Linked DNA regions of Homo sapiens: all the other regions are linked to region 3. A link is an interaction called in ENCODE POLR2A ChIA-PET data of the cell type or tissue named here. Cell type or tissue: CD4-positive, alpha-beta T cell. All regions are shown on one strand. Region 1 overlaps ARHGAP25 (Rho GTPase activating protein 25). Region 2 has its middle 13 kb from the start of ARHGAP25. Region 3 has its middle 37 kb from the start of BMP10. Region 4 has its middle 7.7 kb from the start of ARHGAP25. Region 5 has its middle 25 kb from the start of ARHGAP25. Region 6 overlaps LINC01890 (long intergenic non-protein coding RNA 1890). Region 7 overlaps ARHGAP25 (Rho GTPase activating protein 25).

Evidence for each region. ChIA-PET counts read pairs that join two places held together with the same protein. Peaks named below come from ENCODE experiments on the same cell type or tissue, not always from the same donor. Only the 100,000 strongest peaks of a DNase experiment are listed, where the experiment ranks them.
Region 1: POLR2A ChIA-PET joins it to region 3 with 11 read pairs; 8 of 35 experiments call an interaction of 5 or more read pairs at or near these places.
Region 2: POLR2A ChIA-PET joins it to region 3 with 23 read pairs; 8 of 35 experiments call an interaction of 5 or more read pairs at or near these places.
Region 4: POLR2A ChIA-PET joins it to region 3 with 13 read pairs; 8 of 35 experiments call an interaction of 5 or more read pairs at or near these places.
Region 5: POLR2A ChIA-PET joins it to region 3 with 19 read pairs; 9 of 35 experiments call an interaction of 5 or more read pairs at or near these places.
Region 6: POLR2A ChIA-PET joins it to region 3 with 14 read pairs; 10 of 35 experiments call an interaction of 5 or more read pairs at or near these places.
Region 7: POLR2A ChIA-PET joins it to region 3 with 12 read pairs; 9 of 35 experiments call an interaction of 5 or more read pairs at or near these places.

Annotation. Positions count from the first base shown.
Region 1 is chr2:68,764,017-68,768,016 of GRCh38, reverse strand. All of the region lies in intron 1 of ARHGAP25 (Rho GTPase activating protein 25), which reads right to left. Among named protein-coding and RNA genes, the nearest start is that of ARHGAP25, 31 kb to the right of the region's middle. In CD4-positive, alpha-beta T cell, no CTCF peak of the experiment used is centred here; DNase peaks (open chromatin) are centred at 176, 766, 1,556, 2,086 and 1 weaker place; H3K4me3 peaks cover 3,508 bases; H3K27ac peaks cover 4,000 bases.
Region 2 is chr2:68,720,047-68,724,046 of GRCh38, reverse strand. It overlaps a transcript of ARHGAP25 not described here. Among named protein-coding and RNA genes, the nearest start is that of ARHGAP25, 13 kb to the left of the region's middle. In CD4-positive, alpha-beta T cell, no CTCF peak of the experiment used is centred here; DNase peaks (open chromatin) are centred at 1,091, 2,076, 2,376 and 3,946; H3K4me3 peaks cover 540 bases; H3K27ac peaks cover 3,873 bases.
Region 3 is chr2:68,906,842-68,910,841 of GRCh38, reverse strand. No RefSeq gene overlaps it. Among named protein-coding and RNA genes, the nearest start is that of BMP10, 37 kb to the right of the region's middle. RefSeq lists enhancers at 1,566-2,093, 2,072-2,161, 2,372-2,491, 2,522-2,571, 2,094-2,620 and 1 more. In CD4-positive, alpha-beta T cell, CTCF peaks have their summits at 647 and 846 (motif pointing right); DNase peaks (open chromatin) are centred at 861 and 2,251; H3K4me3 peaks cover 310 bases; H3K27ac peaks cover 1,537 bases.
Region 4 is chr2:68,725,146-68,729,145 of GRCh38, reverse strand. It overlaps a transcript of ARHGAP25 not described here. Among named protein-coding and RNA genes, the nearest start is that of ARHGAP25, 7.7 kb to the left of the region's middle. In CD4-positive, alpha-beta T cell, no CTCF peak of the experiment used is centred here; DNase peaks (open chromatin) are centred at 1,955 and 2,380; H3K27ac peaks cover 1,471 bases.
Region 5 is chr2:68,707,494-68,711,493 of GRCh38, reverse strand. It overlaps a transcript of ARHGAP25 not described here. Among named protein-coding and RNA genes, the nearest start is that of ARHGAP25, 25 kb to the left of the region's middle. In CD4-positive, alpha-beta T cell, CTCF peaks have their summits at 1,669 and 1,868 (motif pointing left); a DNase peak (open chromatin) is centred at 1,883.
Region 6 is chr2:68,827,231-68,831,230 of GRCh38, reverse strand. The region is part of intron 3 of LINC01890 (long intergenic non-protein coding RNA 1890); the gene reads left to right. Among named protein-coding and RNA genes, the nearest start is that of LINC01888, 2.8 kb to the left of the region's middle. RefSeq lists an enhancer at 1,313-1,812 and a cis regulatory region at 1,498-2,129. In CD4-positive, alpha-beta T cell, no CTCF peak of the experiment used is centred here; DNase peaks (open chromatin) are centred at 1,270 and 1,820; H3K27ac peaks cover 2,747 bases.
Region 7 is chr2:68,750,052-68,754,051 of GRCh38, reverse strand. All of the region lies in intron 1 of ARHGAP25 (Rho GTPase activating protein 25), which reads right to left. It overlaps LOC105374790 (a long non-coding RNA gene), which reads left to right. Exons shown (of 3, transcript XR_940225.3): 2 at 264-334; 3 at 477-565. Among named protein-coding and RNA genes, the nearest start is that of ARHGAP25, 17 kb to the right of the region's middle. In CD4-positive, alpha-beta T cell, CTCF peaks have their summits at 1,939 and 2,138 (motif pointing left); DNase peaks (open chromatin) are centred at 501 and 2,111; H3K27ac peaks cover 3,298 bases.

The sequences.
Region 1 (4,000 bases), 140 kb after region 3:
ATTGGAGATGGAATCCATGTCTAGTAATTCACAGGGTTAAAGAATCCAGAGTGAAGTGGACAGGAGAGACCATGCCACCTTTCACTGAGCTGGGAACAAAGCCACTACTCCTAACCTATCATGTGAAGCAGCTGCCTCAGCCCCACCCATTTTGCCTCTAGATTGTGCACAAACAATTTTGTGCTATTTCCGCCAGTGTATGCTCTGCAAGGCTCAGCAGGCCTCGAAAACACAGTGACAGAGAAATGGTACTGAAACCTCAAGCCCACCACTGAGGCTGTGCTGATACCCCAACAAGAAAACGGACATATTAGGTAATCCTGCCACGTCTTACCAGCTGCTACCCAAGCTCATGTGGAGAGACCTAGGGATTCTGAGCAAGGTCCCACGTGGCCGAGGCATGGGAGGGAGAGAGAGTGAGCTAAGCTACCGTGGGCCGGCAGTCAGGCCCACACCACAGCTGAGGAAGGAGCCGACTGGGGAGCTCTCTGAAACAGCAGACCTGGCATTGCTACCACCTGAAAATGATAAACAGATTCATACGTCCCTGCCCACACCCCGCACACATACACACACGCAACGCCCCTGCCACATTCACACATACATACATGCAGACCCCCCACCTATCCTGTTATCAGACTGCGGGATGATGGCCCTCAGTTTCCACCCAGAAGGAAATTAGGACATGTGACTTCAGAAACTTCAGGCTCGCTTTCTGTATCCCTTTTCTGTCTTCAAAGCAAACGCCACCCCCCCATTGAAAAGCACCCATCATTCTTTTGAGTTTCGTTTTTAACTTTAGTATGAAAAGCACTGCCCCTTCAAAAGGCATCTTTACTGTGAGACTGATGACAGCAAAGGAGCCTTCTCTCTGTACCCTGAAATTAAACCACACGGGTCTTCCCAGGGCACTCACCCTTGAGACAAATTTGTATAACCGAATTCATAGAAATATCTAAAAGTTGTTCCCTAAATGCCTGCCTCAATACTCCGGAATTGGGCAGATTTCATTTTCCCATGTTCTATGGATTCTAGAAATGCCCTTTATTGTTTGACAAGTGACTATGTCAACCTAAAGGAAAAGAATCTGCTTTGGAAAGGGGCTTGGCACCAATAACTATGTGTTCTGCAGGAAGAGGTAAAAAATGCTGTCTTGGTAGCAATATGAGACAGAGGGAGAGAAATTATCTGTGTGTGTGAGAGAGAGAAAAAGAGAGAGGGAGAGAGAATGACAGAGAGTGAGAACAAGAGAGAGGGAGAGAGAATGACAGAGAGTGAGAACAAGAGAGAGAGAGAGAGAGAAGGGGAGAGAGAGAGGAGTACTGGCTTTCTGTTACTTCTTTCTTATCAGCAGCTCTGGAAACCTGAGCCAGCAACAAATATTGCAAGGTTTTTTTGCACGCCAGCAAATTTGTTTCACCTAGGGTGCCTCTCCAGGGCCACCCCTCCAGTGTTCATGTTTTGTGGCTTTCGTGTTTCTTAGGAATTTAGAGTGCAGTTGCCTCTTGTGGGTCTGTGTGTCTCCATCAGTTGCAACACCTTACCCAGCCCTCTCCGCCTGTCTCTGCATAACAGGAAGCCACGTGTAATAACAAGAAGCTTGCGGAAGAACACTGCCCCAGAGCTGCCTCTTCCTCAGCACAAGGCAAAGTGGAGATTTGGCAATCAGAGGGCAAATTTTCTCTGTAGAAAATTCTTTGACAATGTAGCTGGTTAACTGCATATGCAAGCTACCTGCTTTCCCAGGCGTTAGTGTAAGGAAGAACAATTCTCATCAGGTAGGACTGCAGGATAATTAGTGCAGTAAGCTCTGCCCAACACCCTAGTGGTGTGTTACATTAGGAAGAGCAATCGAAGTACTGACCCCTCCATTGCCAAAGCTAGTCATTTATTTTAGGTAAGAGGTTTTGGTTCACTAGTCACTAGCATTCATAAATAAATAAGTGCATTAGGATGCTTGAAATATTTGTATTGCATAAGCATGGATGAATTATATGGCCTGAGTAATTCACAGGAAGGACCCTTCCAGGGCAATGCTCAAGTACTGGCAACTACCATCAAGCACTGGCCCTTGAGGAGGCTACAAGCCATTACAGCCTAACAGACGTCACTCCAGTCAGTTTCTGGGGCCTCTACAGGTCTTAGGGAACAGTGATTTTAAACTTTAACACTACTGAGAGTTAAAGTGACCAATGAATAATGCTAGCAGTGGGGTGGGCCCAGGAAACGAGTCATAATATGTTTCTCCTATTCTACAACCTGATAAAAAGATTTCATTAAAAACTGAGACAATTTGATCATGGATAAAGGATAGATGATACCAATGAATTATTGATTAGTTTTGTTAGGCGTGATCAGGACAATGTGGCTAGAAAATAAAATTTCCATATTTTTAAGGATGCATACTTAAGCATGGGGAAAATGTGTCTGGGATTTGTTTTAAAATATCTTAGCATAAAAGGGAATAAAAGAAAAAGAAAGGGATAGATAAAACAATGTGACGAAATATTCTGTTGAACTTCAGTAGTGGGTCTACATGGGGGTTCATTATATTTTCTCTGTTGTGTTTGGAATGTTGATATAATAAATGATCTTTTTAAATATTTTATTAGGCTTAAAAATAAATTCAATAGGCTTGTTGGGTTTTTTTTTTTTTACATGTCAACTATTGCTCTAAACTTCAACTTGTCTATTTTCCAAGGTCTGCATTTCAGACCTGTTACTCCTCAGAGCACAGCGGAATGACACTACACAGATGTTATACCACTTACGTACACATTCCCTCCCAGACAGATCCGCCTCCATATCCCTGCACTGTCACTTTATCAGCTGATGAATGGGAAGAACTGAGGGACTTACTGAGGCTGCCAGTATGGATAGTATTTCCTGTAAAGTCAGCTTTTACCCCAACACTTACTGGCAGAGAGAGAGAAAGGGCAGCAGAAACCGGAGGGAGCCCAAGGGTGGTCTGTGAGGGAACTCAGGAAGGAATGACCACCTAGAATTCTAGGTGACCTCATGGCAAGAGCTTCCATTTCCAAATTTCCATTAAAATGACAAAGGGACTAGCTCAATAATAACAAGGGGAGATCTAAAATGAAAGTAAAAGTAAAGAAGGATTCTATCTGCATGCCATTTGGGGGGAAGACGGATTTCTGCAAGATGTAGGATAGGCAAGGCTAAACTGAAGAAAGCTGTTGGTCTCACAACTCAATGCATATGGAACAGCCTGCCCCAGAGGGAGCGGAAAGGGCCCAAGAAAATCCTGCACTAACAACACCTAGAGAGGAACAGCAGCAGCATGGAGGCAGGGAACAGATGGAGACCTGAGAGCTCCTTCCAAGTGCGCACAGAGGTCTGGCTGGGGCATGTTATTTCCAGTTTACCCTGGGTGCCCAAAGTCAGGCCAGACAAAAAGTAACAGCTCTGTCCTGCTGGCTCCTCAACCAGGTCACGATACCAGTGAGAACAGAGGGTGCCTGTCCACCTAACCTGGAGCTACACAAGAAGAAAAACAAGAAGAAAATGAACTTTCCTTCAACAGAGAGGGTAGCTACCCTCCCTTAACCCCTTAACTGGATGCGTCTTAAAAAGTTACACATAAGCTTGCCATAGCACCCAGCAATTCCACTCCTGGGAATCTATTCAGGGGATGTGAAGGCACACGTCCATAACAGTTTTTGAATGTGAATGTTTCTAGCAGTATTATAGATGATGGTCAAAACTGAAAACAATCCAGAAGCCACAAACAGGTTACTGGATAAACAAAATGTGGGAAAGCCAAACAGCGCAATACTACTTGGCAACACCAAGGAGCAAAGGACTGATTCATGCCACACAAAGAACCTCAAAAACATTCAGCTAAGTGAAAGAACCTGAATGCAAAAGACAACAAATTATATGAGTCTGTGCATAAGAAATATCCAGAAAAGGCAATTCTGTAGAGACAGTGGTTGCCAGGACTGAGGGTGAGAGCAGGGATTGATTGCAAAACGGCTGG
Region 2 (4,000 bases), 190 kb after region 3:
GACAAAAATTAGCTGGGCGTGGTGGCACACCTGTAGTCCCAGCTACTCAGGTAGCCGAGGTGGGAGAATCACTTGAGCCCGAAGGTCCAGGCTGCAGTGAGCTGAGATGGTGCCACTGCACCCCAGCAAGGCAACCGAGTGAGAGCCTGCCCCACCGAGAGAGAAAGAGAGAGAGAGAGAGATTTACTCCCACATCACCCATTTCCCAGTATCAGATGTGTCTACACCTGAACAATTAGGGTCTCTCCTCCTCCTTCCAAAATGAAATAAACCACCCTGAAGGGCCTGGTTGACCCCTTCTGCAGGCCTAGTCAGGCATCATTCATTCCACGTTGGTATACTCTGCTAGAGAAAACACCAGGGCCATCACTTCCACAGGCTGGGACTAGGGATAGAAGAGTTAGCAGGTGCTCACAGTCCCCATCCTCTCAGCTAGCAGTGTGGGACTGTGCCGCACAGAAAAGACAGCTTCTGAGAAAAGCATTTGGAATGAAGAAGCCCAAGAAGCCTCTGGATGCAGGAGCCATAATATTATACAACAGACCATAGAGGCCTGCAGGACTCAGCACAGTCATGAAACAGCCACCAAGGACTGGGAAGCCCAACAGGGAATCTATGTGACACAGAGATGGACTGCTTACCAGCTAAGCGGCATGTGGTTTGAGTGAGCTGGGCTGCATCCCACCAGGATGTGGCATGGCCCACAACTAGAAGGCTAACTTTATAGGCTCCCTGCCCCCGATTAGGGAACTTCACTTTCTTGAAAACATTCTCAAGGCATGAAGTTGTCTGTCTCTTCCAAGGGAATGATCACAGACTACTATGATCATGGATAACTCCCTTTGTCATGTGCTGGATTCCCTGACAATCCCACAGCAAGAACTTCATTTATGACCACTGCCTCCCATGACCACACCCAGCATCGTGGAATTTGCTGGATATTCTACACTCCTATGAACCATTACCGGTGCATCTAAATGAGCACTGGAATGGCCGGTTCAAGAAGCAAAACAGAGGCGCTGTCACCCTTGCTTCATAAAAAAAGAGAGCAGAGAGGTGATGGGAGCCCTCTGCTGGAGCACAGGCCCACGTGTTTCCAGCTGAACTCCAGACCTAGCGCACCTCTCCCGTTTGGAGAGTGGGGAGCCTATGTGGCTGTTGACCTTGGCCTGAGGGTGTCTGCACCAAGTGACACTCGTATTTGCCTCAAGCACTTTGCATGGTGCTTTGCAAAGCTGTCCTTGAGGGCTCATGTGCCCAGCTTGATGGGGAAAAATTGGGAGGTTCAGGAGCCTGAGCTAGGGTGAGACATGGGCCCTCGAGCCAGAGTGGGTTCAAATCCTACCTCTTCAGCTCACTGCCTGGGTGACCCTGGGCATGTTGCTTAACCTCTTTAAGCTTTACTTCTTATATATAAAAAGCACTCAATATAGTGTCTGGAATGTAGCAAATTCTTTTTTTTTTTTTTTCAGACAGGGTCTCGCTCTGTCATCCAAGCTGGAGTGCAGTGGTGCAATCTCTGCTTACTGCAGCCTCCGCCTCCCTGGTTCAAGCGATTCTCCTGCCTCAGCCTCCCGAATAGCTGGGATTACAGGTATGTGCCACCATGCCTGGCTGATTTTTGCATTTTTAGTAGAGTCAGGGTTTTAACATGTTGGCCAGGCTGGTCTTGAACCCCTGACCTCAAGTGATTCACCTGCCTTGGCCTCCCAAAGTGCTGGGATTACAGATGTGAGCCACCACGCCTGGCTGCAAATTCTTAATAAAGAGAAGAAAATAATTTCCAGTGTTGAAATTAGGAGTTCTGAAGAGCCCTTAGAGCTTGTGGCTTATTAAGAAAATAAGCTGAATAACTAGTAAGTTAAAGTGTGCTGAGAGACCTTCCTTTCCTTGTTTAAAAGGCCTATCAGGCTGCAAGGCCAACTTGAGCCAGCTGGGGAGGGTCACTCAAAAGAGTGAGAAAGGACGCTGTCTGTCCACAAAGCACTGCATGCTGAGGTGCTGAGGGTGGTGACCAATTCTGGACCACAAACCTTTGGTGTGGTTTAAGGAGCCGCTCCTTGCCTGCCCCATGGCCCAGCAAGTGTGCGAACAATGACACACCCAGTTTGATCAGCTTGGACACACTGGGTGAGAGGAAGTGGTGTCGTGGGAAGGAGTAGGTAGGAAAGGAGAGAGTTATAATCTCGACACCTAGAGAAGAGCAAGGGATCCAAGTTATGGAAAGGCAAATTTGTAATCCTCTGTCGACCTTAGGTTTCTGTGAGAGGAAATCCAATACAACAGCTGGAGAACTGTATTTTTAAGACAAACCTGGACTGCTCCACCACCCAGCTTCTACTCTCCTGAAATCACGAGATGCTCAGCAGGGTGCTGCCAGAACAGGAAATAACTAGAGCAGCTGATTTCACTGCTGATATGAAAGTCATGGTTCACCTTGAGTGATTACACGTAGAACACCAGACCTCCTGGGGAGAGGAGGAGCTGGTGGGAACCTGTAACTTTAATGTAAACTGAGTCCACACACTGGCAAAGATAACACTTTGACTTTCATTGCCATTTCAAATCCAATTCCTTCTCATGACTGTCATCATGACTTTGTATGTAAATAGGGCAGAGATTAAGTCATCCCTTTTCACAGAAAAGAGGTGTGGAATGGAGGAGTAATTTGCTTACAGGTCAGGTCAGAAATCCATACTTTATCCATGAGTTGTTGCAAACCTAATGCTCAGAAATATACAATACGATCATTACAATGAAGTATAAAATTCAAAATAAAACAAGGAATTAATTTTTGATTGCTAGTTCTGATGAGTTTGGACCAATTTCATAAAAGGCGTCACCAACCTTTATCTCTTATGCAAAAAAGCTTTGTTCAGAAAATTTGAGGTAGCCAGTGCAATTAAAACTTGTGTACATTTTTATTTGAAACATAACTATTTCCAATGTTAATCAAGTTGGCATTAGTTGAAGTTGCCCCCAAGAAGTTTCATGTGTAGCTCCAGGGACATAAGGAGGGAAAAAGCAATGAGGATATTATGCCACAGTAAGGCTTTGGAGTCTGGGGGTGCTTTGAGTGTTTCTGCGTTCAGCCACATCTGTGAGTACAGATGGATTTCAGTCCACAAAGCACTGCATGGTGACATGCTGAGGGTGGTGACCAGTTCTGGACCAAAAACCTCTGGTGTGGTTTAAGGAGCCCCTCCTTGCCTGCCCAGTGGCCCAGTACGTGTGCAAACAATGGCACATGCAGTTTGATCAGCTTAGACTCCCCAGGTGAAAGGAAGTTGTGTTGTGGTAAGGGGTAGGTAGGAGAGGGGGGAGTTATAATCCTGACACCAGATAAAAATCGATTTCAGTTTTGAAAGATAATTTTGGTCAAGCAGAGGAATCTACTGGGATCACCTTCAAATGCCCCAAAACATCTAGCGTAGAGAAAGTCTATTAGAAAATAGCCTACAAATTTTAAAACTACATAGATTTTTGCCCACCTTACTGTAGGACTTTGGGAATCAGGAAGGTGAAGAAAAGGCAAAAAACAGACTGCAGCCATTATGCATCCAGAACTTGTCCTTTTGGATGATACCAACAACAAAGTGATTATGGCTACATAATGGCTACATAATTAAGAAGAAGTTAATCTCTGTACAGAGTAAAGTTTCCAGAGCAAGTATAGGAGCTTTTTTTTTTCTTTTTTCTTTTCTTTTCTTTTCTTTTTTTTTTTTTTTTTGACTGAAATGTTTCTATGTCTGCAATTCCTGTTTTTTCCCAGTTTCATCCCATGGCTCCACTAAACCCTTAAGGCACAGTTTATCAAGGAAGCCCATTAGAGTGGCATCTCTCAAGCCACTTCCTGCCAAGGGACAGCATTTCTGTCTAACTCCTGTAATTTTGAAGATGGAGACCTTCCCTGACTGGGTGTGTGATTTCTAGAAAAGAACCCTGATCAGTCAGCTGATAGTGCACAGGAAGTTGCTCTGGCTTTTTACCGAAACCATCA
Region 3 (4,000 bases):
TTTGTAGTAACAACAATTTCTTTTATTTTTCAGTTTTGTAATTTAGTAGTTATGACATCACATCTCATCTTTGTTTCAATTTTATTTCCTTGATTACTGATGAGATCAAATATTTTTTCATAAAATCCCTGTCTTCTGTTCTTTATTTCTTCCTTTCCTATCAAGTACAATTTGCAATTCTTCTATGAGTCTCCTTTGCTTTCCAGTGGGTATACCAGGAGTGTTACCTAGTAGGGTTATTGAAAGCATTGGTTACTCAGAACAATGCTGGTGAGTAGTCATGGGCTTGATTTGGGATGTTATCAACTGCCTAGCTTTGAATGCTGGCTCTGACATTTGAATGCTAATGAGACATAGAAAGGTCATTTTGCAAGAGCAAGTGGGATTGGAGATATCACTGTGGCTGCCTTTGGAAAATGCCACCTGTCACATTAATCATTTTCTTTTTTCTTTTCTTCTTAAAAATAGAGACGCAGTCTCACTATGTTGCTCACCCTGATCTCAAATTCCTGGGGTCAAACAATCCTCCCACCTTGGCCTCCCAAAGTGCTGAGATTACAGGTGTGAGCCACCACACCAGGCCTATAACTGCAGCTTTCCAATATTATTATTCTCTCCCTCTTTCTTATTTTTCAAATTTGTCTTGTTTATTCTTGCTCATTTATTTTTCCATATGAATTTTAGAACCATCTTATCAAGGTCTTTTGACTGGCAATGCATTGACTTATTAACTAAATTGGGGGATAACCAACAAATCATTTTCTATTTGTAATTTTGCCAAGTCTTTTCTTTCTCTTTGTTTCTGCTTACTATCCCTGTAGCATGCCATTCACAAAGTGGCCACAAGGTGGGTGTAGGAGCAAGGAAGGTGACCCTCAGGCCCTTTTTGGTGTTTCTTGAGACCTGGTACGAGGTACAAGGGAAAGAGTGAGTTTGCTAGACAGAATGAGGCTGCAATTCTCTACATATAATATCTTGCACTTATTTGGCCTAGCTTACAAACATTTCATTTTCATTATTTTCTTTGGATAAATGAAGAGCGATCTTTCCCCATTTTATTTATTTTTATTTATTTATTTATTTATTTTTGAGATGGAGTCTTGCTCTGTCACCCAGGCTGGAGTGCAGTGGTGAAATCTTAGCTCACTGCAACCTCTGCCTTCTGGGTTCAAGCAATTCTCCCCACTCAGCCTCCCAAGTAGCTGGGATTACAGGGGCTCACAACCATGCCCGGCTAATTTTTGTATTTTTAAATAGAGACAGGGTTTCACCATGTTGGCCAGGCTGGTCTCAAAAATCCTGACCTCAGGTGATCCACCCATCTCGGCCTCCCAAAGTGTTGGGATTACAGGCATGAGCCACCGCACCTGGCCTCTCTCCCCATTTTATAGATGACAAAGTGAAGCCCTTGGAAGTGGGACGACTTCTCTACAAGGAGGACACAGAGCCCATGTCCTCTTGTATCAAGGTTACTCTTTTCTACGCTATCCAAAAGGAATAAAAAACAAGTGGAAATGAAATCCAAAGCAATGGCTGGAAAATGGGTGCAGGACCATTATCCCCATGTTCAGAATCCTGGCCTCAGCCTCCATGTGCCTGTCATCTCTGTGTAGTTAGTCATCAAGCCTTGTCATTGTCCTTCATGGTGTATCTCACATCTATCTTTCCTCTCCTCCCAATATCATCTCCATCTCACTTCTGACTGGTATCCAGGACCCCAGTTTTCCCCTCCAGTCCATCCCCTTCGCTGGGGTAATAATTTTCATTAGTCAGAGGTGGGGAAATGGAGGCAAACAAGGTTATTGTTTCCAGAATGAGGTGCCTGGGGTTGAGCTAGCTGATGGGTCTTCCGAAGCAGGCTGGGCCTTCTGGGAATAGTTTGGTGGGTTGATGGATGAGATGTCAAGGGCATGCCCACCACACCTCTCCTGGCTCCTACTGGGACACCCACAAGGAGCCTCCTGAAGGTTCTCCAAGGGGCAGGGTATTATTGTCTGTTGACTCCAGGGCATGGGCAGAGCAGGCAAGCAAGTTGGGGACAATTGCCAGGCAGCTCCAGGGAGCAGCAGGCAGCACAGGGCAAACCTCCGGTATCTATCAAGGAAAGGCTGCTGAAGAATGAGCAGCCACACTGGGGCTTGCTTTCCAAAATGATTCTTGCTGAGTCACTCTGGCAATGTGACCCTGGGCCACGCCTCTTGGCACCTGCTATTTTACTTCCGTTAGCTTGAAGAGAAATTAGAAGCCTCAGTGTTGCCTTATAAGGCAAATTGGGGCAATTCTTTGAGAAGGAAGGGCTGTGACTCAGGGACACCTGCGGAGGGGAGGGAGAAGTGGCTGCACACAGATCAGAGGTTTGCATATACACACACACAGGCTCACAGATGAGCAGGGGAGAAGCTTCCTTCACCCATTCCACATACTTGTACACGCTCTTTTGTCTTTTGTGAATTCTTTTCCTTTTAAACACACAGAACCTGGATTCACCTGTACCAGTATGGTGGCGTGGGGTCGCTGGAGGGATGTTTATTTCCACCCTTCAGGAAGCAGCTCTGCATAAATTGTGCCTTGAAGAAGAAGACCTCAGATCTGAGGTTAGAAGGCCGCTGCTTGTGATGCACTGAAGCTCAGAGGTCACCCCATCCGACTCTCCACACCATCCCTCAGAAAACCACCTCAATGATCCAAAACGGACTCAGGTGTATGACTGAAGAGGTCCTGGACCTCCAGAGATAAAATTACCAGCTCCTTAGAAGCACTCCAGAGTTTATCAAAGCCTACTTCCGCTGGGGAAAGCTCTGTGCCTCCCCTCAGCAGCCACCCATGGTATCTACCCATGGCTGCTTCTCTAAGTCCCCTGCCAGCCCCACCTTCAGGAGCTGGAATTGGGATGGGTAAAGTTTCCACAGCTACTTTCTTAATGTAGGAATCACTCCGAGGCCCTGCACAACACGTACTTGACACCTTTCATCTCAAATACTCCCTTTGACTCTGTCTGGCTTGATTCAGTGTCTGGTCCATACCTTGTTGCCTAGCTCCATTCATTGAAGGCATGCATCTGAGTCACCTGCCTCCCTCATGTCTAACACTGCCCTCCTTATGAGCAGCTAACCCAGGACAACAGAGGGGAAGGCGATGATGAGATAGACCATTCTGTCGCACCCTCAACCCCAAGCTATTAAGGTGATCAAGTTAGCCTCCAGCAGGAGAGGAGAATGACCTTGGATAGAATATTAAATATGAGTTGTGCATTAAAAAAGAGAATCAGAGAGGTTATATAGTTTATTGAAGGCCACATAGCTATTGTTTCTGTGCCTCCTTTCAAACCAAATAATCATGAGTCACAATTTATTGACCGTTTCCTATGAATCTAACCCCATGCTAGCCTCTTATCTTATCTCATTGAATTATCATTATTATGGTTATTAATTTAAGTGTGAGGAAACTTAGATAAATTTTGCAGCTTACTCAAATTCTGATTCAATAATTGATGCTGAGTCATTCTATACAGTTGTATTATCAAAGTTAGTATTATGAAATTATATTATTGGATTAGAAAACTCAGAACTTAAGTTTGAGAGCTGCTCTGTATCTTGCATTTGGGAATTCAAATCTCATTATAAAAGTTTGAGAGCTGCTCTGTATCTTGCATTTGGGAATTCAGATCTCATAAAAATTATAAAAAATTTTTAAAAAATTTTAAAAAAAAATTATAAAAAAAATTTTTTTTGAGAAGGTGAGAGCTAGAATGCATTAGCAAATGCCTGCCCTTGCTGGGCCCCCATACCACCCCTTCCTCCTGTACAACCACCCTGCACACACACACACACGCACACGCACCCCACAGATTTTCAGCATCAACTGCCATAGAGAAAAAGATTCTCAGGGGGGCCAGTAACAGTTCCAACTTGTTCTCATATCAATGATGTCACCTGACCAGGAAGTCTACTCCAATTTGCTCACTGAATTAAGTCAAAAACTGAGCAGCAGAGGTAGTTAG
Region 4 (4,000 bases), 180 kb after region 3:
CAAAAGAAACTCCATACCCATTAGCAGACCCTCCTCATTTTCCCCAGCACTAGGCAACCACTTTATGTCTCTATAGATTTGTGTATGGACAAAGGTGTCTGTTCTGGACATTTCACATAATGAAGTCATATACTGTAATATGTGGTCTTTTGTGACCGGCTTCTTTCCCTTTGCATGTTTTGAAGTTTCATTCATATTGCAGCATGTATCAGAACTTTATTTCTTTTCATGGCCAAATAATATTCCATTGTGTGGATAGATCAAATTTTGTTTATCTGTTCATTTAGTGGATGGACATTTGGATTGTTTCCAGGTTTTGGCTATTATGAAAAATGATGCTATGAACATTTGTGCACAAGTTTTTTAAATTTTATTTATTTATTTATTTACTTATGTTTACTTATATTACTTATAAAGATTGGAGTCTCACTATGTTGCCCAGGCTGGTCTCAAACTTCTGGGCTCAAGTGATTCTCCTGCCTCAGCCTCTCAAAGTGCTGGAATTACAGGTGTGAGCCACCATGCCTGGCCTTGTGCACAAGTTTTATAAACTATTATCTTCCCCTGACAAAATGGCATTATCATTGCTTTTATTAAAAATTATTTTCAATTGAATAAGCAAGTTTTTTTTTTATTAAAAAATCATCTCTCTTGGGTATGGGCATAGCAGTGGAATTTCTGGGTTATATGGTGACTTTATGTTTAAATTTTTGAGGAACCACCAAAATGTTTTACAAAGTAGCTGCACCATTTTACATTTCCACCAGAAATGTATGAGGGTTTCATTTTTTTCCACGTATTCCCCAACACTTGTTATCATCAGTCTTTTTTTATTTTAGCCATTCTAGTGGATGGTTAGGATGAAATGTTATTATCTCATTGGGGTTTTGATTTGCATTTCCCTGATGACTAATGATGTTAAGCATCTTTTCATTTGCTTATTGGCTGGTTTGGTTTTCCAAAGCAGAATTCCTGCTTCGTGAAACATCCGATGATGTAGTCCCACTGAACCTGCATTTCCTCAAGACCACATCCAGCTAAAACTCAAGCCTTCAACTTTGACTGAAACTTTCCTACTTTTGCCTTATTTCCATTTAATCTTTCTGATGTACATTGTACTCAGTATCATTTCAAATTTCCAGCAGACTTTTTTCTATGTACTTCAGCTGCATTTCCCCTACCCCTTGCCTAGTTCTCTAGAACTTTTAAGTGATGCTGTGCATGAAAAGGCAGTCACATCTTTCTAGGAGTGATTAGATCTGCTGAAGAGAGTCACTTGTCACCAGATCTCTCCCTCTCCTTCTCCATCGAGCTCTCCAGGTTGTGGTTGTCACCGTCATCCCTCATTACCATGATGGTTGTAGCTGTTGTTTTCTGCAGGGATTTAAAACAATGCCTGGGCAGGGGAATGGAGCAATCCTATTCCAGCTGCCTCACGGATGAGCATCAGATAAATGGATGGAGGGAGAGGCAGAAATCAGTTTTCTGAACTTGACATAGTTTGGGTCAGAGTGAAGAACAGACTCCAGGAGAGTCAGAAGGTGAGGGTCTACCTTTGTCAGGAGGTCCCTGGCCATGGCACAAAGCCGGGGGAGGTTTCTCTGAACACAGGCCTTTGTGAAGTAGGGTGATGCCCTGTTAATCAGCAGATGGAAGCTCCGCAGAGGCAGACCCTCTGAGGCAGATCAAGTGCCCTAAATTGGCACAAACCTTTACATTCCTGGGAGACTGTGCCAGGTGCTATTGTGGTCACACTTGTATTGATATTTTCCTTCTAATAGATTTAAGAAGAAAAGCATAATACTTTTTGTACCCACATCTTAACCAAAAGTGAGGGGAAAAAAAGATGGCCTGAAGTCAAGCAGATTGGGAGGAAACACATTTCTTTGTGGCCGTGAGTCAGCCAGTTTCACTCGCTTGTATTTCCCACCTGGCTCGTGCAGGCATTTGAACGTGGGCCCCCGTGTTGCAGACGCACTCAACCAGTAACCACGCTTTTAGCAAATACTAAGTGCATAGGCCGGATGGCTGTATCTTGTGGTCTTGACTGACAGATGCCTCAGCATGTACGTCCTGGAATATAGCATTTGGAGACACCAAACGTAAAGATCTTTTTTATTTGGATTTTAATAGTCTATATCTTTTTAAAAGCTGTATTTACAAGGCACAAAATTAAGGTTTTATTCCCATTCCCTTGGGTATATGGAAAAAAAACAGAAAGGAAAAGAAAAAAAAAAGATTTGTGCAATAGGACTATGCCTTTTTGCAAGCTCAGCAGAGGCAGACCTGGCAGAGGAAGAGATTTCTGGGCTCTGAACACTCTGTGTGAGCCCAGTGGATGGGGTGCAGGCTCCTGGGCTCAGACCACAGAGGCTTGTTCCTCCCAGCCCTGAGCAGTCAGTTGGAGGCACCTCCTCTCGTTACTGATGTCACCTTTGCCAAGGTCCCTGGCATTGGATCTGATGTCTGGCTACAGTTTGATAGTCTATTGATCTTTATTTTTTCTAAGTGTCCCATAGCCAAAAAAAATTGTCCCATAGCCAAAAAATTTATATCTGGAGGCCTGAAGGCCAAGACGGGCATTATTACTGCTGGTGCTCTACCTGGAAGAAGGCTGCTCTGTGAATGATGGGCTCAGGAAGGGAAATGTCTATTTATATGGGAAATTCGTTCCCAGGGGATTATAAAAGAATCTCATGTTTTCCAACAGGAAGGAGCACACTGAGCAAATCAGGAGCAAATGTCCCTCACGTAACACCTCCTTTTGGCCATTGTTCTGTATTACGTTACATTAATTTGAACCACGTGAAGCTGCCAATATTTGACAGCTTTTGACTGGCAAGAACAATCTCATATATTTCCACATAATAGACCCACTCTGCCTCCTGCCACTCATTCATTCAACAAATATAAAGGAACCGTTCACCTATTAGGGATCAGGCAGTGCTCTAGGTGCTGAGAACACAGCCAACAAGAAGACAGATGAAAACGCCTGCTTTTGTGGAGCTTGTTCTAATGAGGAAAGAGACAAGAAAATAAATAAGTGAAATAAATGTAACGTGTTAGATGGTGGTAAGGGCTGTGGAGAAAAAGAAAAAGTGCTACGGGAAGGGGTGAAAGAAATGTCAGATTGAGGGGAGAGGGGAGGGAGATTGCATTTTTAAATAGTTGGACAGCGAAGGTGACATTTCACAGAATAGGTGACATTTGAGTAAAGACCTAAGCCAGGTTGAGAATGAGCCAGGTAAACCTATGTGGGAGAACCTTCCAGCAGATGGAGGTGTGAGTGCAAGAGCTCTGCCAGAGGTGAGAGGAGGCCTAGCACTTCAAGAGACCCCAAGGAGGTCTTGTGTTCACAGCAAAAGGAGGAAGGGGAAGATAACAAGAGATGGGTCAACAAGGTAATAGGGGACGAATTGTATGGGGCTTCATAGGACTTTGCTGGAACTTTGGCTTTTGCTTAGAGTGAGGTTTACAGCAGAGGAGTGCCTTGATTTGATGTATACTTTTAAATAATCAGGCTGGGCATGGTGGCTCATGCCTGTAATCCCAGCACTTTGGGAGGCTGAGGAGGATGACTTGAGCCCAGGAATTCTAAACAGCTTGGTCAACACAGTTGAGGCCCCATCTCTAAAAGAAAAGAAAAGAAAAAAATTGGCCAGGTAGGATGGCATACACCTGTAATCGCCGCTACTCAGGAGGCTGAGATGGGGGGAATGTGTGAGCCCAAGAGTTTGAGGCTACAGTGAGCCACAATCACATCACTGTACTCCAGCCTGGGTGTCAGAGAGAGACTCTGTTTCAATAATTATTATTATTATTATAATAAAATAATAAAAGATCGCTGTGGCCTCGCATTGAGAACAGACTGAAAGGTGGTAGGGCAAGGGTAAAAGCGGAGACCTTAGAGCTGACTGCAATGGTCTAGGTGAGTGAGACAGCAGGTCTGCACCAGCGTGGCCTGCTCAGCTCACTGCGCATGATTGTGCAGGTGATGCAG
Region 5 (4,000 bases), 200 kb after region 3:
TTAATGGAGGTGAGAGTAGCTATTCTTTCAAGAATACTAATAATTCATGCCATTGCACTCCAGCCTGGGTGACAGAGCAAGACTCCATCTCAAAATGAAAATAAATACTAATAATTGAGTTAAAATCATCATAATGAGGTTGGCAAAATATCAACCTGTGGTTTGCACCAAAATTTATCTTAGCAAAGTCACTCTTCCCCTTTGGAAATACTTTGAGAAGGACTTATGGGAAAATTCACCTCCATTCCTCCCCCATCCACCACAACCAGCACCATGGATGTTCATGAAGGTCAGCACCAAGGCTGAAGAGAAAGCAGCTGAATGCACTACAAATAAAAGGAGAAGACATTGGATTTCCTCGGCAAATTCAGCACAGAAAAGAAGGCAAGTTAAATGGGTGCCATTGAGAGGGAGGGGGCTGCATTCTGTATGAATGATTTTGTTGTGGTGGAAACTTAAAAGGCCAAGTTCAAGTTTGACATAGGATGACCTAGACAACCAGGGAGGAAGTGGAAGTCCAAGGAGGCAGAAAAGACTCTGAGAACCATATAAGGTGAGTCCACACTAGAGAGATGTAGCAGAGATCTTGGTTTTCACTTTCCATAGGCCCATTTATTAGAGAGTTGAAGCCAATTTTGCCTCCATCTCAAGCAGCAGGCAGCCCCCTAGCTAACTCTCAGTTATATAAGAACTAGAAAAAGCCACCAAGTTTATGTCAGGGACCAAATATTTGAGCCTTGTGAAATCACCAGATGACTGAGGACTCTGACCTTCTGAGAAGGAGCTGTCACTCACCTGCTGCAGAGACATATTTATGGAGGGAGATGGAGCGGGGGGTTCCAGCAGTGTCCAGAGCCACTTAGGCTGGAAGTCACTGTAGACCAAAAGCTGAGTGTGTCCTTTAGCTGGAACAACTTTGAGAGCTCCTAGGCTGGTGCTTATCTATGGAAGAAGCCAGTAAAGCCAAGTCTGAATCATTGCAGGAGACTCTGTAAGTAAATAAATAAAAGCTCTGTAGTTATTTTTAGCCCAATTCAGTCCATAATCATTATTTCATTCACATCTGAAGAATAAAGACTGATTCAAATAATACTTATGTTCCATTTGGTTCTAGTCATCATTCCCCACTAATGCCCAGGAAATAATCTGGAGGTCTTCCATTAGTGCAAAATTATTGTTATTAGTCCATTTGTTTGGAGATTTAATGGATTCTGTTCATAGATGAATTTCTTCGAGAATTCAAATTTATGTACTTTTTAAAAAGCATTTCTTTTTCTCTTTACAATTGCAATTCTGGGTTGAATTATTATTTTTTTCCTGCCTTTCTATGGCTATTTTTTTTTAATTTGTAAATTACCTGATTGGTCCATTTGCTGACTGACCTAACATAAAATCAACCCCGTGCTATCTGCCCTGGGTAATTGGCTGCTTCCTTTATGAAGAGATTGTCATCAGACTCTTTTATAAAGCATCTCAGAAGGGTTAACACTATTACCTTAAGGAAAGCCATTCTTTAATTTATTAGAACAAAAGAATTGAGGAGAAATCTATTGGCGAAACAGTCTCATAATCCAAAATGCGATTGGGTTCTGCTCTCTTTGCCTCCACCCCAGGAGGATCATAAAGCAGTGCAGACATCCACATAGACTGGCCTGTGTTGCATTTGTCCTCCTAGCACTCAGAGACAAAGACCACATGGCTGGCTCAGGGAGGCACAGAGTGACTGATACACAAGGCACACTCACTTGCCAAATTACGGGGTGTTTGGATCTTGGTTTAATATGTTCCAGATCATAACCTGGTAGAGAAAAGACTGTTTATCCACATCGGTAACCACTGGGAATAGTTGACAAAAGGAAAAAACTCTTGTTTCTTAGCTCCCTCTGCTGGTCTTTCAGAAAACCACCTGTCCCCTCAGGATCCCATCCTGAGCTTTGTACACATGGAGGGCCAGCTTCCTGCCAAATGTGAGCTGGTAGGAAAGTCCGGTCCACATCAACTAGGAAGACAGATCTTGGCTTCTCAAGGAACCTGGTGATTCAAAAGATGAGAACGGAAGAGGGGCCTCCCCGTGGCAAGTCCAAATTCAAACACAGATTCTCCAGCCCACCCCACAAAGAAATAAGACTGAGGCATGTTTACTCTGGTCCCGAAGCTATGTGTTAGGTTTAATGCAAACTCTGACTGCCATAGTTTAAACCTATATCACTTATTCAGGCTTAGTAGGGAAAGAAATGGAGAACGGTTGATCAACCTGACTCAATATGTTTGGTTATTTAAATGGGACCTATAGCTTTGTTTCCTCGAACAACAACAAAAATGTTATTAATTATGTTATCTTTTCTTCATGGTTCCTATTCTCCTAAAAGATTTTCAGGAACCAATAACAGCAATTCCGAGAGATTTTCAGCAATATACCCAAATTTCCAAAGATCTTGCTGCTTTCTCATCTTGAGCTTTCTTATTTCTTGTCCCTAAAGATTTTCCTAGTTCCACTGCATTCTTTCTGAAGCTGGTGAGCAGCCAGCTGACCCACCCAGTGACAAAATTGCATCTGAGCTTTGTACACATCGAGGGCCATCTTCTTGCCAAATGTGAGCTGGTAGGAAAGTCCGGTCCACATCAACTGGGAAGACAGGTCTTAGCCTTTCCCAACAACTCCCAACCTGTTCACAGCCATTCATTGTGCATGATGGCAGGGAAGCCAGGGCACAGTGCTGAATGACACACAGAGCACACTGAGCCCATAGTCCTGAGGTCTATGGATCAAATCCATCCCTGGCAAAAGAAGAGATTTTTTCATGTCGATTCAGAGACTAAAAGGTTGGTTGTCATTGGCCAGAGCACTATTTACACTAGTTAGAGCTCCCCAAGAAAAATGATTTCAAGGCTCTAGGCTATGTCCATGACCTTGGCCAGATAGATGCCTTACAAATGTATGGTCTCAGTTATTTCCTACCAAAGGAAGCAGTCCAAAATTTGCCCAAGTAGTCATGGGTCAGTCAAAGCACACATAGGACAAGGGAACAAAAGATTTACATAGTTTTTTCTATCTAGGAAGATATTATAAACACATAATATAATACCTTCCGGCAACCCTTCGTTCTTTACAAAGCATATTAATACTGTTTTACAGTCAACTGTCACACTACAAAACCATACTGATTTGTTACACTGGTTTGTTATAATTTGTTACTATGTGTCTGTGTCTACATATGGACACATACACATATATTTATACATATACCTGTAATTTTTAAATCAGGGAGTTTTTTGAAAAATGAGTTTGCATTTGTATTAGTCTGTTCTCACGCTGCTAATAATTGGCAATTAATGCAAACTTATTTTCTAGTCTTCTTCACAGCAATTTCACTTTGGATTTTAATGTTACATTCCCTGGCTTTCTACATTCATTCATTCAACAAATGTCTATGAAGTATCACTATGTTCTAAGTGCTACTTTCAGTGTTGGACATAAAGCAATGAACAAAGCCACTGCCTTCATGGAGCTCATGTTCCTTAAGGGAATATATAAAATAGTTCACATAATGAAGGCTTACCTAAAGGTAAAGAGAGCTATGGGTGAGTGTGATGGGAAGGTCTCTTGGAAGAGGTGACAGGGGAGAGGAGCTCAGGGAACTGATATGAAGGAGCAAGTGGTGTGAATATGTGGAGGAAGGGTACTTCAGAACAGAAAACACAGATATGAAGGCCTTGAGGTCATTATTGAATGCCTTCTAGGTTTCAGGCATTGTATTAGAACTAGATATATAATGGTAGACAACATGGGCATGAACTCTCACTGTCATGCACTTATAAACTCTGGGGGGAAGAGTCCAACGGAGGGATCTGAGGGTGGGAATGAAGCTGACTTAGTTAAAATGGCAAAGAGAAGGGTATTCTCAGAGTCCTTGGAAGATCAGTTGATGTGCTCCAGGAAGAGAGAAGGTGATATGGTTTGACTCAGTGTCCCCACCCAAATCTCCTGTCAAATTGTAAT
Region 6 (4,000 bases), 80 kb after region 3:
TCCTAGGTAACATCCATACTTTTTTTTTTTTTTTGAGATAGAGTCTCCCACTGTCACCCAGGTTGGAGTGCAATGGCGAGATCTCGGCTCACTGCAACCTCCGCCTCTCAGGTTCACGTGATTCTCCTGCCTCAGCCTCCAGAGTAGCTGGGATTACAGGCGCACACCACCATACCCGGCTAATTTTTTGTATTTTTGGTAGAGACAGGGTTTCACTATGTTGGCCAGACTGGCGTCGAACTCCTGACCTCGTGATCTGCCCGCCTCGGCCTCCCAAAGTGCTGGGATTACAGGCGTGAGCCACTGTGCCTGGCCAACATCCATACTCTTGATCTGTTCCTCCACCCACAGCACTGCTTATCTGGCCAGGCTCTCGTTCCTTCATTACACAGCTTTCTGCTGGGAAGCAGATAACTAATATAAAGATGATACTAACGATTAATGGAGGCTTCATGGAGTCTCCCAGAAATATCACGTTTGTGGTTAATATTCCAAAGGCTACTGGTAGGGATTTCTCAATCTAACATGAGTCTGAAAAAGAGATGATTTTCATCAGAGCTATTCTCGGGACTCTTTAAATCAGGCCCTCAAGTGCTTATCTTCTTTGCCTATGTTTAGAGTCAATCCTTAAAGCAAGTAAACAGTGTCCCCATATATTTAGGAATTCTCAAAATCCTTGGATTTGTTCATACTAAGCTACTGTTATACTCATTTTTTAAAAAAATTTTGGGCTCACTTTTCACCATCTGCATAATGGGCATATAACATAAATCCATTCTGTATCACTTAATCATGTCTTATCCTAGATGAATAAACACATGAAAAATCAGCCTGTAAATCAGAGAATGTAGCTGTGTTAACTGGAGATGGGAAAGGGGAGCAGGTAGAATTAATATTACCATTAGTCATGACTAAAGCCAAACTTAGCAGTTTTAAAACTATTTAACCATCCTGATTGTATATTGGAATCAACTGGGAATTTTTCTTTTAACTACCAATTCTTAGGCCCCATCCCGAAAGATTCTGATTCAATTGATATGAAGTAAGATCTGAGCATCAGAATTTTTGTTTACAGTTCCTAAGGTAATTCTCTTGTGCCACCAAGACTGAGAACCAGTGTTTTAAAATAGTATTGGGAATACACAGTAGGTGAAAAACTGGCATCATATTAGGTGGGTCTTGGTTGTGATCATGAGCTGAGGAGAGCTCTATATTCTGGAAGCACTCAGCAACGGATGTTCAATGGGGTTCACACCATGGTTGCAGTTTGGGGGAAAGAACCCTTGGAGAGAAAGCAAGAACCACAAGAATCACTGAATCATGGGTTAGAGGAGCCCTCCAAAATCACCTCCTTCAATCCTCTTCCTAATTTCTGTGTGAGCACTGGCCATTTAATTTATGTTTCTGGGCCTCAGTTCCCCTGTCCGTTAAATAAACAGGTTGAATTAAATACAATCAGAGTGTTTTCCAGTTTTTATCCTATGATTCTAAGAGAGTTTCCAGCATCAGAAGAAATAGAAGCTACAGTTACACAGCTGTGTCGATATTCTCTCCTGGGACATCATCTGAGCCACAAGCCCCCTGGCTCCAGCCTCTCTGCTGCTGCTGGCCAGATGCCACCCTGAGCTTCTGAGTGGCAGCTGGAGCTCCACCCTCAGGGCCTCCCTCCCATCATTCTCTGGCAGGATGAAAGGTTTTGTGTAATTCTTGTAAATGCAGCCCATTTTAATTGCAGAAGCAGCCTCCAAGTGTTTTCTCTGCTCTCCGGCAAGCACGTGACCTGACCACTGCTGCTATCTGGAAAGGAAGTGGTGGAATGTGGAAGTTTACAGGGCGTTCGTGTACACGCATCTTCTGGCCCAGAGCCCGTGGAATCCAGCCAGCAGTTGCTGTGCCACTGTGTTCTCTGGCCTCCCCCTCTCAGCGGCCTTGGGCAGCCTGGGAATCTCCGGCTTCGTGCTTTTCTGAGGGGACAGGCCTTTGAGCAGAGTTTTAGGAAGTTGGTCAAAACAACAACAACAACAAAATGTTTATAGTTTACATCCTTTGCAGCTGTCTATGCACTAGGAATGCCACACATGGTCTCTCCAGACTGCAGGCTCTGAACAGAATCCACTGGAAGGGGATCATCCCAGCCAATACCCTAGTACAAATTGTCCTATCCAGTGTACAGACTTACTGGAAAAGCATCATATCTGCCCCAAACTTAAGATAAGAGTACCCTGATAAGGGACATGCTTGAGGCTGTGACAGAAAAGGAGTTTGGGAGGGAAGAGGGCAAGGGGTTTTCAAATGCACATTGATGACCTTTCTGGGTTCTCAGCTCATGAGCAAAGAGGAGAGCGGCTAACATAAAGGTGAGGGTGTGGCTGGGAAAAAGGCAAAGTTGATGGAGTCCTTTCCATGGAAGGGCTCTGAAAGTACAGGTAGGAGCTGCAGAGTCCAACAGCACCCCTTGACACAGGTCAGTCTCCAGATATTGCCTTCTAGAACCTGGTCCTTTGGTCCAGGTGAGACCTGGAGCTACCCTGTCATGCAATCACATGCATGCCTTTTGAGGGCATTAAAACAGTGCCATCAGACTCCAGATCTTCTTTTCTGGCCCTCAGGGGCTCCCTCCTCCCAGCCTTTTTCAGCAGGATGAAGGGGTTTGTGTGACCCTTGCACTCATAAGGTCCCAGGGTCCTAAAAAAAAACCCTGTTTCTTGTCTTCTCCTTGTATGCAAGGTGGCACAGGAGCAAATAGTAGCAACTTAAGCGAGCCAAACTCTTCTCTTGATTGTGAAGAGGGATTGACACTTGCAGGCTAGGCTGTCTAGTGCTTCTGAGGCCAACAGCTGCTCTGTTGTCTCATAATACTGGTGGAAAAAAGTAGAATGAGAGACACTGCCAGACCAGGAGGTAGTTGGGATTCAAACGTGGCACTTCCACTCAGCACGAGCTCTGGCTCCCGGACCCAGTAAGGGCCAATGACACGGGCCTCAAAACAGACTTGAGAGCCTCCTCTTTGCATCTTCAGACAAATGTTTTCTTTGGAAATTGTGACAGCAGCCACTTCCATATTCAACTCTGTTTTAGCCCCCAAAGAGTCAGTGTGAGGAATCCGTGGGAGAACACAAGGATATGTGCCTGGCAGAAATGCAGGCACTCGCCAACGTAAGTCAGGTGGTCAATAAGTGTTTCCATGTTTGCTATCCTGTTATTTAAAAACACCTAAAACTCAGGAATCCCAATATTTTATTGCTTTTCTTACGAATGTTCCAGATGAGTTTCCCCTCAATCTTCTGCAAGCAGGCCTAGATAGGAATGCCGTAGGAGTCGCCCTCCTTCTCCATCAATCTGGTCCTCAAAGGGGCTGGCGTTGGTAGAGCAGGGCCTGAGTAGCAGGACCAAGAAATGCTGATGCTACTGTCTGTACTTTCACTCTGTGGGTAATAAGTCCTGGCCATAGGAAGGGAGGACTAACCAGAGTGAAGAAGACAGAGAGAAAAAGGAATGACAGAGGAGGCCCATGTGCTGGGAAGGCTAAACTCTCACTGCAGCAACCATAGATTCCAAACCACTGATTAAGCCACGGGGCTTCAAGAGTTCAAGCACATTTATGGGAGCAGTGGGATGAAAGATATAAATTTGGTACAGGTAATACCTCCTGGGCAACTGGGTCAGGGGTCTCCGGAGCTGAAAGCACACTTGGGAACATCTATTGATCTTTGTTTTTATCTCATCATTATTCAGTTACTGTTCTGTGAATTTTATAATATACATTATGGAGTACTATAGTAGTACATATATATAATTTATAAATAAATAAATATATTGGGGGGTGTATGCTCAAACATTTTCTGTTGATGAGTTACCCAGTCAAAAGAGCTTGGAGACCATCCAATTAGAATGATAACAACAAAAAAAGACTCAACCAACCTACCTAGAGGTCCGGGGCCTGACCAGGGCCTCTGCCAAGCTGGCTTGACATAGAAGGGGAAGAATCAGCTGTCCACTG
Region 7 (4,000 bases), 160 kb after region 3:
GGGCGCCTGTAGTCCCAGCTGCTTGGGAGGCTGAGGCAGGAGAATGGCGTGAACCTGGGAGGCAGAGCTTACAGTGAGCCGAGATTGGGCCACTGCTCTCCAGCCTGGGTGACAGAGCGAGACTCCATCTCAAAAAAAAAAAAAAAATACATCTTACCGAATGACCATTTAAAAACATTGTTTTCATTTGCTCACATTTATTGCACATTTGTTACACAGAGCTGACATTCTCACCTCCTCCTGACCTTCAAATGTTTCCACAGATAATGCAAGTTCTGAAGTTCTGAATGAAAAAAATTAAGTGATATTTACTATTCTACAGCGACTTGTTGAGGTAAGTAACCTGAAAAAACATGAGAACGTGGGAAAGACTACATTCAAGAGCAACATCAAGCTAAATCTACCCCAGTGATCCGGGAGTAACATTTCAGAGTGGACAGATAGCACCCCATCATTTAGCTTTGTTCTTTTCACAGGTGCTAAGGAAAGCCATGCGATGCCACGCCTGGCAACAAACCCACACTGCTTCAACTTCCTGTGAAGAAAGCCCTACCATGATCCCCACCCACATTATTTATTTTGATGACCCAAACAAATAAGAAAATGTAGCCAGGAGTGTTTCCTTCCATAATTCAAGTAGTACTGGGTTTTAATACAAAGGAAAGCAAGATGCTGGGCAAGTTGGTGTGGTTAAAGACCCTGCACAGGAGTTCTCTTGTGGAAAGTAGCAGAAAACCCACTAATGTTCAGGAGCTCTGGGATCTAGTCTTGATTCCGCCATACAGCAACTTGCTGTGTTACTATATGAGCATTTCAGATAATTTCTCTACGTCTTTATTTTCCCATTGTCTCAGTTAATATCTTGGTTGCAAGAAACAGGTACCAAATCAAGTTGGTTTAATCTAGATACAGATAAATAGAAGGATAGATAGCTAATAGTTCTCAACTGGGGGGTGGTTTTATCACCCCCCCCATCCACCCCAAGTGGACATTTTGCTATGTCTAGAGGTATTTTTGGTTGTCATAACTGGGAGGATTGATGCTGTCATCAACTGGGTAAAGTCCAGGGACTACCCTACAATGCATAGGATGGCCCCCAACAATAAAGAATTATCTGGATCAAAATAGTGATGAGATTGGGAATCCCTGATATCTCTCTCTCTTTCTCTCTCTCTCTCTTTGTATATATACTATGTATATAATATTTATGTGTGTGTAATTTTTAAAGCATAGTATATTATTTCACAAAATCTAGGGAAATTTGGGGGGTTGGAAATCATGGCTCAGGAAGAGTAGAAATCAAGCACATTTTGCAGGTTTTGAGTTCTCAACAGAGTTCAAAGGCCTTCCTCTTAGTGCCCTCTGATTTCCAGGACTCACTTACAAATGCCCATTCTCTGTGAACCTCAGACTGAGGAGAAATGAAATAGACACAGCTTGAGTCAGCTGTTCATTCTGCTCTAGTTGGCTATGTCCAAGGGGGAATGTTCAAGCCAAAGTTCAAGCCAGTGACCATCCTTGGAGACTGGGTCAGGAGCCCTTAGAAAGGTGGAGTTGGGAAAACAGCCCTAAGGAGGCCTATTACATTTATCTATGAGATAACAATAATGCCACTGCTCTTCTGGAGACCTACTATCAAATAAAAGGTTGTGGGCCCCAGGGGAACTTGGAAACAGAAATGGCAGGTGTCTCCTTTAAATGGCATTCATAATATTTCTCTTTTTTTTCTATCTTGAAGAACAGATTTCATTTTTTACACTTCTATAAAACAAATGGAACCATGACTTATGTTCCACAATTTCCATAGCTGATTTCATGAACTTTAACAAGTTTTCCTTATTTATAGCAGTCCCAAGCTTTATTCCCTTAGAGATGTCAGGACGTGGAGGGTAATTTTGCTGCCTGCCCTCTATGCTTTAAAGACCAAGTGAATTGAAAGAACAGTAAATCCCTGCCCCAACACAATAAGTGAGGTCCAGAAGAATTTTACGTGGGGTCTAAAATTCAATCAACTATTCGTGGTCGCGTTATTTTGAAGCTAATGAAATGGATGCCAGGAACCTGCACAGCTTGCCAGTTGGTAGCGCCAACGGAAGCCCATGCCAAACTTGGCTGAGTTTGCCGCCATCTAGTGGCCACTCCCAGCGTCAGTTTACACCTCGCAATGAACAGGAAGCAGGCCTGTGGCTGGCCAGGACCAGCCTTCAGCAGGCCATTCTAGGATTTTCCCGGTTAGCTGTCGCTCTTGGATTGGTCCAGACCAGGAAGACTAATTATTACAGGATTACTTAATGAGGAGATTTTCTGTACTTGGAAACATAAAGCAATGGTTTTAACCTTTGTGAGATTACAGGCCCCTTTGAGAATCTGCCTATATGCATATAATTTTTCACACAATTTCTAGAGGGTTTTGGGCTTACTGAAGCTAATCCATGGACACAAAGGGAAAGACACTGAATATAAACCTGATACAGATGTTAGCTGGGTGTAATTGTAAGCCATTCTGAAGTCGTTTGGAACAGAAAGGGAAAATGGCAATGGCAGGTGTGCGAATAGGAGGAAATCTACTGCTAACTGGAGGATAGTAAGAGTCTTAACTGTCCTCTAAAATGTGCCAAATGCCCGTGGCTCTTTAGTTGTATTTATACATGCTATGTATCTCCACCTTAGCTTTCCACCCTTAAAATTGGTTCCTTGTTTTACATGCCTGAGTTTTTCCTGGCCCTTCCTATTCTCCTCTGGTTTCTATCCAAAGTCTCTAGTGGACCAACAATAGGTTTGGGTTGGGAGTCAGAATACTGCCTGGGATTAGGCCAGCACCCCCCATTGGCTGGGTGAGTGAGCAAGTCCTGCACCCTCCCTGGGCTCAGCGTGAGGATGAGCATCCTTTAACCCCTCTTAGGATGGAATGAGACACTGTGTACAAGTGAAAGACATTGAAAGAGTCAGAAATGGTAGACAATTTTTGGAGTCTGCAATGTTATTCCAAAAACAAGTCCTTCTAGGATACTCCACAGGTAATTCGTGCTTAAAGCGGGTGAAATAAATGTCAGCTGGACTTGCTGGGAGAGAAAGGATGTATTGTCCTATTTTCCAGGGGTCTGTTGACAAGTGGCATTAATAACTATTATTAGTGCCTCCTCCTCACTACTCACATTATAAGCAAAAAGCTTTCACCTTTGGTTTCAGTAACCCCTTAACACGTCACTTCTGACACTAATTCCCTGTGTGAGCAGGATCTGGGGCCGGCCCGGCCTCCACCCTCTTCTGTGCAGCCCTGACATCTGCAGAATCACAGACAGTCCGGTCTGCAGGGAACCTCAGAGAAGAAGGAATGCCTTTAACTAATTCAGGGCACTCAAACCACAACACACACACACAGACGCCTCTCACAGTGGAGGTACACATTTTCCAAAAATTAAAAAGTGCTCGGCCCGGTGCGGTGGCTCGTGCCTGCAATCCCAGCACTTTGGGAGGCCGAGGCGGGAGGATCACCTGAGGTCAGGAGTTTGAGAGCAGCCTGGCCGACATAGCAAAACCCAGTCTCTACTAAAAATACAAATACGCCGAGCATGGTGACAGGTGCCTGTAGTCCCAGCTACTTGGGAGGCTGAAGCAGGAGAATCGCTTGAACTAGGGAGGCAGAGGTTGCAGTGAGCCAAGATCATGTCATTGCACTCCAGCCTGGGTGACAAGAATAAAACTCTATCTCAAAAAAAAAAAAAAAAAGTGGCTTCATGGGGCTGGGCGCAGTGGCTCATGTCTGTCATCCCACCACTTGGGGAGGCCAAGGTGGGAGAATCACTTGGGGCCAGGAGTCCAAGACCAGCTGGGCAATAGAGCAAGACCTCATCTCTACAAAAAGAAAAAAAAAAAAATCAGCCGGGCATGGCGGTGCACGCCTGTGGTCCCAGCTACTTGGGAGGCTGGGGTGGGAGGATTGTTTGAGCCCAGGATGTTGAGGCTGCAGTGAGCTGTGATCACACAGCTGTACTCCAGA